Regions from separate parts of the Homo sapiens genome. Here region 2 is linked to region 1. A link is a contact called in ENCODE Hi-C data. All regions are on one chromosome and are shown on one strand. The core of a region is the stretch at or near the end of the contact, and the rest is flanking DNA. Distances in the headings are between cores, read along the strand shown. Region 1 overlaps HSF2BP (heat shock transcription factor 2 binding protein). Region 2 has its middle 43 kb from the start of LINC00322.

What was found. A loop is a pair of places that touch in the nucleus more often than their neighbours do. Pooled maps may share reads with other maps.
Region 2: a pooled map shows a loop between it and region 1 (2.0-fold over the local background). The contact joins two enhancer-like sites. A Hi-C loop is called at or near these places in 9 of 50 pooled maps.

Annotation. Positions count from the first base shown.
Region 1 is chr21:43,616,748-43,622,452 of GRCh38, reverse strand. The region is part of intron 6 of HSF2BP (heat shock transcription factor 2 binding protein); the gene reads left to right. Among named protein-coding and RNA genes, the nearest start is that of MIR6070, 9.6 kb to the right of the region's middle. Within about 2 kb of position 2,492, at least 3 of the 41 ENCODE cell types and tissues checked have a DNase peak (open chromatin) inside an H3K27ac peak, as active enhancers do.
Region 2 is chr21:43,286,270-43,291,974 of GRCh38, reverse strand. No RefSeq gene overlaps it. Among named protein-coding and RNA genes, the nearest start is that of LINC00322, 43 kb to the left of the region's middle. RefSeq lists a silencer at 1,212-1,506. Within about 2 kb of position 3,619, at least 7 of the 41 ENCODE cell types and tissues checked have a DNase peak (open chromatin) inside an H3K27ac peak, as active enhancers do.

The sequences.
Region 1 (5,705 bases), core at 1,243-3,742:
TGCCTTTATGGGTGAAGTGGGTTTCTTGTAGGCAGCATGTAGTTAAGTCTTGTTTCTTTCCATTCAGCCACTCCATATTTCTTTTAATTAGAAAATTGAATCTGTTTATATTCAATGTTACTATCGATAAGTAAGGACTTATTACTGCTAATTTGTTGCTTGTTTCCTGGTTGTTTTGTAACTCCTCTTCTTTTTTCTTGCTTTCTTACTGTCATCCTTTATGGTTAAGTGATTTTCTCTGGTGTGTTTTAGTTCATTGCTTTTTATTTTTAGTGCATCTATTACAGATTTTTGCTTTGTGGTTACCATGAGGCTTACAAAAAAATCTTTAGATATAACAGGTTATTTTAAAGAGATGACTTATCTTTGATCACAAAAAATAATAGAAACAAAGAAAAAACTAAAAATACCCCTATACTTTAACTCCATCCCCCATATTTTGACTTTTTGTTATCTCAATTTACGTGTTTATATTACCTGTCTTTTAATAGGTCGCTGTAGCTCTGATTGTTTCTGTTTCTAGGCTTCACACTAGAGTTTTGCATGGATTGCACATCATGAGTACAGTATTAGAGTATTCTGGGGTTGTCTGTGTACCAGTGTGTTTTATATTTATTTTATATATTATTTAAGTATTTCTTTTTCCAGTGGGTTTTATACCCTCAATTTTTTTCTTTCTGCATGTTAGTGTGTTTTTCTTTCAGTTTGAGGAACTTCCTTTAGCATTTCTTCTAAGATAGGTCTGGTTGGTGTTAAATTCTCTCAGTGTTTGTTTGGGAAAGACTTTATTAGTCCTTCATATTTGAAGGATGGCTTTGCTGGATACGATATTCTTATATAGTGTTTTCTTTCTTTCAGAACCTTGAAAATATCATCCCACTCCTTCCTGGCCTATATGGTTTCTTCTTCTTCTTTTTTTTTTTTCTGAGACAGAATCTTGCTCTCTTGCCCAGGCTGGAGTGCAGTGGCACAGTCTCGGCTCACTGCAGCCTTCCACTCCCAGGTTCAAGTGATTCTCTTGCCTTAGCCTCCTGAGTAGCTGAGACCACAGGCATGTGCCACCACGCCTGGCTAATTTCTGTTTTCTTAGTGGAGACAGGGTTTCACCATGTTGGCCAGACTGGTCTCAAACTCCTAACCTCAAGTGATCTGCCTGCCTTGGCCTCCCTAAGTGCTGGGATTACAGGCATGAGCTACTGTGCCCAGCCTGGCTTGTATAGTTTCTGTTGAGAAGTCTGTCACCAGATGAATTGGAGTTCCTTTGTTACTTGTTTCTTTTCTTTTGCTGTTTTTAAGTTTCTCTCTTTATTTCTGAATGTTGAGAGTTTGATTAGTATATACCTTGGGGTACACTCATTTAAGTTGACTCTGGTGTTCTGTGGTTTTCCTGTAGCTGGATATTTATATCTTAAGTTTTGGAAGTTTTCTGTTATTTCTTTGAATAAGCTTTCTACCCCTTATTGTTGCTCATCACCTTGTTGAACACCATAATTCTTAGATTGGGTCTTTTGAGGTAATTTTCTGTATCTTGTAGGTGATCTTCATTCCTTTGGTTTTTTCTTTTTCTCCTCTCTGTGTTTTTGATAGCTTGTCTCTGAGCTCAGTGATTCTCTGCTTGATCCATTCCGCTGTTGAGAGCCTCAAATTAATTTTTCAGTTCAGCAAATGTGTTTCTCAGTTCCAGGATTTCTGTTTGATGGTGATGATGATGGTGATGATGGTGATGATGATGATGATGATGATGATGTTGATTTTTTAGAGATGGGATCTTGCTCTGTTACCCAGGCTGGAGTCTGGTGGTACAATTCTAGCTCACTGCAACCTCGAACTCCTGGGCTCAAGCAGTGCTTCCACCTCAGCCTCCTGAGTAGGTAAGACTACAGGCGATCACCACAGTGCTTGGCTAATTTTTTATGTTTTTTGTAGAGATGGGGTCTTGCTGTGTTGCTGAGGCTGTTCTCAAACTCCTGGCCCCAAGGCCCCTATCTCAGCCTTCCACAGTGTTGGGATTACAGTCATGAGCCACTGTGCCCAGCAGTTTGATTGTTTTAAGTTTCAATCTCTTTATTAAATTTCTCTGACAAATTTCCGAATTACTTTTCTATGTTATCTTGGAGATGACTGAATTTCCTTAAAACTACTATTTTGAATTCTTGGTCAGAGAGCTCATATATTGCCATCTTGTTAGAGACAGTCACTGGTTCCTTGCTTTGTCTGTTTGGGGAGGCCGTGGTTCCCTGTTTCCTGTTGTTTCTTATGGATATATGTCTATGTCTTTGCATTGAAAGAGTATTTATTCCAGTCTTGTCTGTCTGGGTTATTTTGTTTTTTATTGGATATGTTTACTTAGAGATTCTTTGTAATTTACTTGTTGAATTTCTTCCTTTTTTTCTGCTAGGTTGCTGCCTCTTTATAGGCACTAGATGGTGCCTTAAGCCCAGGTTTACCTTGGCTCTAGGGAACCATCAGAGTATTGCCCATCCCGAATGGGGGAGGTCACAAAGAGGATAACCCGGCAGTGTGGGAATACTGGCAAGGCGTCTGTGCCCAGGGGACCTGTGGGACATACCTTCTACTGTGTGCATCTGCTGAACAGCCGCTCTGATTTGGTGTCTTCTCTGGCCAAGTTACAGAGCAGCGTTTCCAGGGCTGGGAATAGTAGTTCTGCTTCCCCACTTTGCCTCTGGCTATCCTCAGGGATAGTTTCCCTTCAGGTACTTACAGTGGTTCCCATGGGTTGAAGCAGGGACAGGTCTTCTGCCAGGGAACCTAAGATGGTGGGACAGTAGTTGTTCACCTCCATCTGCTTTTTCCAGTGTAGCAACTGAGTTGTGGAAATTTTCCTCACGCTTGGTGCTGGGCACATTATGGAGACGGGTGTCACAGGTATGAAAGTCCAGTTGTCTTACTGTCTGTTCAGAGTTTTTTCACTTGTCTGTTGCCGTGAGAGCTGTCTGAGCCTCATATTTAGAGTTCTGGGATATTGCTGCTGATAATCTTGGAGCTGCTGTATGTTCGTTTTTGGTTTTCTTTTGGGAGGCAGTGAAGCCAACTTGCTTCTATGCCACCATTTGGAACTAGAAACTCCTTGTTGCCCATATTTTAATTGGGTTATTTTCCTTTCTGTTACTGAGTTGTAAGAGGTATTTGTAATATACTAGTACCTTATCAGAGATATGATTTTGAAATACAGCCATACCTCAGAGATACCGTAGGTTTGGTTCCAGATTACTGCAGTAAAGCAAATAGCACAATAAAGTGAGTCACATGAATTTTTTGGTTTCCCAGCATATATAAAAGTTGTGTTTACAGTGTACTTTAGTCTGTTAAGTATGAAATTAGCTGGGTGTGGCGGTGCAGGCCTGTAGTCCCAGCTACTCAGGAGGTTGAGGGTGCAGTGAGCTGCGATTGTGCCACTGCACTCCAGCCCAGGTGACAGCGTAAGATTCAAAAAAATAAATAAAGAATTTTATAGCTTTAATTTTTTCTTTTTTTTTTTTCTTTTTTTGAGACGGAGTCTTGCTCTGTCGCTCAGGCTGGAGTGCAGCAGTGCGATCTCCACTCACTGCAAGCTCTGCCTCCCGGGTTCACGCCATTCTTTTGCCTCAGCATCCTGAGTAGCTGGGACTAAGGCACCTGCCACCGCGCCTGGCTAATTTTTTTTTTTTTTTTGTATTTTTAGTAGAGACGGGGTTTCACCATACTAGCCAGGATGGTCTTGATCTCCTGACCTCGTGATCTGCCCGCCTCAGCCTCCCAAAGTACTGGGATTACAGGCGTGAGCCACTGCGCCCGGCCAGCTTTAATTCTTATATTCAGATCTTTGATCCATTTTGAGTTAATATTTGTATATGGTGTGTGGTAGGTATTCAACTTCCTTCCTTTGCATGTGGATATCCAGTTGTTTTAGCACCATTTGTTCAAAAGATTATTCTTTTATCATTTCTCCATTGATTTGTCTTGGCACCTTTGTTGGAATTCAGTTGACCATAAATGTGAGGATTTATTTCTGTACTCTCAATTCTACCATTGATTTATATGTCTATCATTCTGCCAATACCCTATTATTACTTTTTTTGCTCAAAATAAGATGAAACTATTACAGTCTAAAGCAAAAGTATCAGACATAGTACGTCTCAACTCTGTATATCCTTTTCAGCACAAATAATTGACACCAGATTCTTTTTTTTTTTAAATGGGGTCTCACTTTAATTGCCCAGGCTGGAGTACAGTGGCCTGATCATAATTCGCTGTAGCCTCAAACTCCCGGGTTCAAGCAATCCTCCCACCTCAGCCTGGGTAGCTGGGACTATAGGCATGAGCCACCACACCTAGCTAATTTTTATTTTTATTTTTGTAGAGATGGGGTCTCATTATGTTGCCTAAGACTCATCTCAAACTTCTAGACTCAAGTGATCCTCCTACCTTGGCCTCCAAAAGTATTGGGATTATAGGTGTGAGCCACTATGCTTGGCCCAGATTTATTTCCTTTTTTGTTTGAGACTGAGTTTTGCTCTGTTGCCCAGGCTGGAGTGCAGTGGCACCATCTCAGCTCACTGCAGCCTCTGCCTCCCGGGTTCAAGTGATTCTTCTGCCTCAGCCTCTTGAGTAGATGGGATTACAGGTGCATGCCACCACACCTGGCTAATTTTTGTATTTTTAGTAGAGATGGGGTTTCTCCATGTTGGCCAGGCTGGTCTCAAACTCTTGACCTCAGGTGATCCACCCGCCTTGGCCTCTGAAAGTACTGGGATTACAGGTGGGAGCCACCGTACCTGGCCCCATTTCTTGAATTATGTAATTACTATACTAATCTCTAGAATTACCTATAAGCACTTTTAATGAAAAATGAACCTAGAAAAATCATTTTAACAGAAAAATTAACTGGCAGTTTTTTAGTTTTGGTAGATGGTAACAAAGTCAATTCTGTAGGCCTTGAATTGACTCACAGGCATTCTAGATAGATTAAATATCAGTAAGCAAAGTACAAATTACCATGTAAAACAAAGAAATTCCAACAGATTGACAAATACTGAAGCTGTGTAGGAATTTATTCACATTTATTTTACTTTGTAGTTCATGTTTTAGTGATATTTAATGAAATGCAGCATTGGCATTTGCAGTTAAAATACTAGATATATGATACAGACTTCATTTACCAGTACATTTGTTGTGTTGGGCATTGTTGCTTGCTATGAGATACATATATATATATTTTTTTTCTTCAGCGATGTATTAGTAATGTTTCTATTTTCTATTGCTGTGTAACAAACCTCCTCAAAATATAAAGTCTTAACATTTATCTTGCTCGTGGGTCTACAGTTTGGTCAGGCTTGGCAGGGACAGTTTGCTGCTTCTGCTCTCCAACATCTGGGGCCTTAGCTGGGATGACTCAAATCGTTGAGGGATGGAACAGCTGGGGGCTAGTGGGGTGTCTTTCTCTCTCTTCTTTCCTCATAGAGTCTCAAGGCTTCTTCACTGTGCTATTTCTTATCCTTTTTTTCCTTTTTTCTTTTTTTTTTGAGATGGAGTCTTGCTCTATCACCCAGGCTGGAGTGCAATGGTGTGATCTCAGCTCACTGCAAACTCTGCCTCCCAGGTTCACACCATTCTCCTGCCTCAGCATCTGGAGTAGCTGGGACTACAGGCACCTGCCACCGCGCCCGGCTAATTTTTTGTATTTTTAGTAGAGACGGTTTCATCAT
Region 2 (5,705 bases), core at 2,370-4,869, 330 kb after region 1:
AAAATGTCTCCCAGGGGCTCATTTACCAACACCTCACATCCAAATGCTAGAAGTGGCCATCTGCCAGCCACCGCTGCCTGGGCCCGGCCTTCCTGGGGGCCGCTGTTCCCCAAAAGGGTTCTGTGCACCATTCACCCAGCTCCAGCCTGCCCAACCTCTCCTGTGCCCCCGGAGGGTCACTGGAAGAAATCCTCTGACCTGGGACTAGAGCTTGGGCTGCAGGGAGGAGGGCAGGCATGAAGTGCCCGGCCCCTGCACCTCTGATCAAGGCCCTTCCTGACAGCCTGGGAACCTGTCTGGTGGCTCCTGGCGATGCCCAGTTCACGGCAGGTGCCTGGCTGAGAGTGCCGGGGGCCCAAGCTCTCACTCCTAATAAGTGTGCCTTGGGGGCTCATAAACAAGTCCAAACGAGAACCCGAGGACCCTGGCTGAGGACCCTGGCCTGAGGGGACTCACGGGCATGTTCACCATGGCCTCCAGGGTCCCACACACTCACTTTCCTTCTGCCCTCTTCTCTGAGTGAGGCCAACCCCAGGAGGGTGGGAACGGGTCTCTCTCGGTAAAAAGAATCAGAGTTGATGCCGGGGATTAGGAAGAGAGACCATGTCCCTCCTGTGGGGGGATCTGCCCCTCCTCCAGGACGTGGTGTGGGGGTCACAGCAGCCCTTGGAGGTGCTTTCCAGGGGGACACTGCCTGGGGCCTTGTGTCCACTGTGACACTCCGGCCGACCCTATGAGGATGTCCCAGTTCCTTCTGTACGGCGAGGGGCCCTGGCACAGTGAGGCTGAGCCAGGCCCTGGTCCACCACTGCCCCTGCCGGTGACCGCTGTGGATTGGGGTCATGGCCGCCGGGAGGAAGGCGGTGGGGACAGTGTCAGCACCCGGGCACGGGCCGTGGGCACCGTGGCCCCAGCAGCACCTTGGCTCCTGCCAGCGGCCGGCTGTGAGTCGCAATGTATTTTGTGCCTTCCCTGAGTTTGTTTTCTCTGGAAAGCGGGAGTAACAGCAGCATTCACCTCGGGTGGGCGTCGTGGGAGTTTGAGGGGATCACACTCAGGGGAGTGCGTTGTGTACGCGGACTGCTGCCTGGACAGGGACAGCCGTGGCCATCTGGGTTCTTGTGGTACCCTCTGGAAGAGGGGCCGAGGTGGCTGGGGCGCCAGCCCTTCCTGCTCCCATCTGAGAGCCCCGGGTGTGATGAGGACTGTCAGGGCGGCCACCATCCAGCTCTGAGAGGGGGGCACAGGGGAGGGCCCAGGAGGAGGATTAAGCCAGAAAGACCAATCTCATGGGGAAATGACGGAGTGGAAGCTGGACAGCTCCCTCACACCTGTGCGCACAGTTGGCCTGCAAACAGCCTTTCTCCGCTTCCTCTTTTGCCTTTCGAGATCAAAAGAACAGCTGGCCTGGGCTTGCTGCTGGGATGCGGGTGGGGCTCTGGGGGGCAATTAGCAAGGCTTTGAAAAGGGTCTTGAATGGACAGGGATGCCCATAATCGGGAAGCAACTTCAGTGGAAAATAAAACCTCCCGGGTAGCTTGCCAAGCAGAAGCAGGAGATGAAGGTCGTTTTGTGTGCACGCCATGGCTCCCAGCCTGGGGGTCCAAGGCCAGTGTGCCAGAAACTGCCTGGAAACTGCAAACACAATGGGACCCACCAGGGAGGACACCCCCTCTCCAGGGCCAAGGGCCAGCAGGGAAGTCCCAACTGCAGTAAGGTTTCCAGTGGGGCCTGCTCCAGAGGAAAAGGGAGACCCTCCCTGATCTGAAGGTTCAAGTTCATTGCCAGGAAGCCGCCCCCCTCAACCCGCCTGAGCTTGTGGGGACCCTCCCAAGGCAGCCATGGGGGCCTCTCACACCGGCCCCAAAACAGCGTCAGGAAGGAGCTACTGAAATCAGGCGGGTCTCCAGGGAGGAGACGCCCTGGCCACTGGGCCTTTGCCAGATGCTATTGCTTTGAAAATGGCCCAGACTCAATCTGAGAAGTGTCACTGGCTTCACCAAGAGGAAGGTGACCCACGTCTCCAGGCTCTAGTTGAATCATTTCTGGAAACTGGGTGAATGCTCCTTATAAATGAGCAAAATCTGAAATCCTAAATTAAGTTATTCTTAAAAGAACACTGCCACATCAATTTCTGATACAGTTATTCATTGCTCAATAACAAACGACTCCAGAACAGATTGACTTGGGGGTTCTCCTGCTTCCACAGTGCCACTGGGTGCAGGGATGGTTGGAAGGTCCCAAATGGCCTCACTCCTACAGCAGCTCAGCTGGGCTGCTGGTGGGAGGCCTGGTCCTCCACTGACTGGGCCTCTCCATGTGGCTGCTTGGACTCCCTCACAGTATGGCAGCCAGGTTCCCATCTGCAGGAAGTGGAAGCCTAGTTTTCTTAAGATCTGGGTGTGGAAATCTCAGGATGTCACTTCTGCTGCATTGTTTTAGTCAAAGCCATTAATGGGGAATCCAGGATCAGGGATTTACACTCTGTCTCTCGGTGTGAGGGGCAGTATGCAGTTGTGCTGGGGAGGGAGAATTGGTAGGGCCATCTTTGATGACCACGATACTATAAGCCTGTGTTCATGCAGAACCACCTTGCCACACTGCCCAGGGCCAGTGTGCAAAGACAAAGGTAAGTGTGTTGGGAGAGTCTTAGAGACAGGTGCCGAGTGCAAACCTGCCTCTCGGTGCTCAGGTACCTGGGCCCCTGCCAGGTGAGATGGCAGACTGTGCCCTGCTGTCCTTCAGAGGCTTCTGGGCCTTTCCCTCTCTCTGTACCATCTCTATCCATCTCATGGGCCTAGGATCTGTAGAGCTGGGACCTTCTCCATCACCACTGCTGTGGGAGCTCCTTCCCACCAGACAGGCTCCCAGAAAGCCCTGGCAAGGCTGATCAGTTGGTGGGAATCCACCTGCAGGTCCAGAAGGGGGACACCAAAGTCAAGCCCTATTGATTTTTGCCTCTATCTGTAAGCTGCAGAGTGGAGCACCCTGCCCTCTCCACCCCATGTGGAAACCCTCCCATCATTTCACCTCCCTCCCCACCCCAAGCTCCAAACAAATCCTGTGCCTTGGTCTACGATGAGGAGGGGGGAGGAGTATTTAATTTGGTAATAAACTTGGATCAGGTCCTGCTCCTGAAAACAGAGCCTGCCTCCATCTGCACTTGGCCATATACACCCAGCCTTAGGATTTGGGGGCCCAGCTCAGGAGGGAAGGGGATAGGCAGCCCCTGAGCCCTGGTGAGACACTCATGGTGTGGCCATCTAGAGAGGGTGCTCGCCGAAGTCTAGGGTCCAGAGTGTAAATGAGCAGTCACTAAGGTTTAGAACAGTATCTAGACCTTGGAAATGTATGCAGCATTCAGCAACAAGCCATTTAACTTCCAGAGATTGACCTCTAAGCAAAATATTGGAGCTGTGTGCAAAGACCTCTTGTATACAGTGATATTCTGGGTGACATTTGACATTCTTTCTGCAAATGCCTGAGTCATGCCCAGTTCATGCTTGTGAGGGGCACAAAACAGTGAACAAAGTCAACAGCTGTGTGCCTGTCCCGGGACAGAGAGCTCGTGTTATTTGCTTTTGCAAATGATTAGATAAAATAGATTTGACGAAGATAGAGCGCGCACAGCCAGCCCTCCCCTGCCCCAGCCTATTGAACGCTTGCATTTTCTCCAGACCTCAGCCCAGACATCACATGGGTGGGCACTCTCCCTGACCTAACACGGCTTATACTCGGGACTCTGTGTAGTCTCGCCCACAGCACTCCTGGTCTGTGATCAACGTGTTCATCTGTGGACCAGCTCTAAGTCCCATGGAGCAGGACCAAGTCTCGGTGACTCCAGCCCCACCCCTAGCATTGTGCCCGCCAGGTTCCGCAGCAGATGCACGGGTGCGGCCATGGAGTGGACACGCGCTTAAGTAAGCCCTGTGGGACTGGGCCCTGGGGCTGTTTACCCACGTGCTGCCTTATTCAGCAATTTTAAAGGAGCTGTAGGAAAATACGTGTGAGAAATGCTCATAAGATCATATCAAGGGACACAAGCCCATTATAAAACAGCAGGTACAATTTGATCGCAAGCAAAATAATATCAGTAGTATCTGTGCATTACAGAACAGACTCATATCCTGCTTCTGGGAATGTAAAATGACACCTCCTGTGGGTGCACTGGGAAGGGAAGGATGGTAGGCCAGGCTTTGGCAGTTTCTTTAAAAACTAAGTCTATTACCATGACCCAGCAATTGTACTCTTGGGCATTTATCCCTAGGAAATAAAAACTTCTGATCACACCGAAAAGGGCACACGAGTGTTCATGCATCTTTATTTATAACAGCCCCAAACCGGACACAGCCAACCCAGATGTCCTTCACCAGGTGACCGGCTAAACACACCGTGGTGTCTGGAATACAGCGGTAGGAAGAGGTGAGCTACTGCACACACCCACCTGCCCGATGTCACGGGCATTGCACTAAGCAAAAAGGCCAGTCCCAAAAGGTCACGTTCTGCCTGATTCTGTATATACCACTGTCTCGAAATGACCAAGTGTGGCACTGGAGAACAAAGGAGTGGTTGCTAGGGGTTGAGGATGGTTCGGGGGAGGAGACCAGCAAGGGGGAGCCCGAGAGAGATAGCTGGGTGATGGGACACCCTGGACTGGGCGGTGGCTTCATGAATCTACACGTGCGATCGAATGGTGGAGAACTGTGCACACATCGTACAATACCCATTTCCTGGTGTCAGTTAGCGCTATGGTGACATCAGCGGCAGCTGTTGCAGGGAAACTGGGTGAAGGGCCCATGAGAGCCCTGTCTGCTCTCCTTGCCACTTCCTGTAATCTGATAATTATTTCAAAGGAAAAGTAAAAGAAAAAAATGCTGCAAAGAAAGATTCCTAAAGGTAACTGGATTTATGTCTTAGTGCTAATATTAAACTGATTTTTTTTTAAAAATCCACTTCATTTCCAATATTTTCCATGCTTTCTCCAAGCAACATGGATTACATTTGAAACTAAAAAATAATCAAGAGTGAACATTAGGCGAAAGCAGGGATAGAATCTACAGGAGCTCTCTGGACTATCGTTGTAACTCTCTGTGTTTCTAAAATTATTTCCAAATGAAAAGAAAGTTTTTAGGCTGGGTACGGTGGCTCACACCTGTAATCCCAGCACTTTGGGAGACTGAGGCAGGAGGATCACTTAAGCTCAGGCATTCAAGACCAGCCTGGGTAACATAGCGAGACTTCATCTCAATAAAAATTAAATAAATAAACTTTTTTAAAAAAAGAAAAGTTCTTAAAAACAAATAGCAAATAAGATCAAATGTTGCATACGTGTAGTGAAAAGACAAAAAGTAACAATAAAGTGAGAACTCTTTGCTTAGGGGAAACTCATTAATTAGATTAGAGCAATTAAAAGAGGAAAACAAAAATATCATGAGATGTTGTGAATAAGGCATTTAAAACATTTTAAAAGTCCGGTCTCTTCATAGAGTGCATAGAGAGGGTGTTGGTGAATTTTCTGTCCCTAGGGCAATACCTGGGTGACTAGGCATATTGGATTAGTTCGTTCCAGCTGCCATAACAAAGAACCACACACTGGGTGGGTGGCTCAGACAACAAAAATGCATTCTCCCAGAGTGCTGGGGGCTGGAGGCTGAGATCAAGGTTCCAGCAGGGCTGGTGCCTCCCGAGGCCTCTCTCCTTGGCTT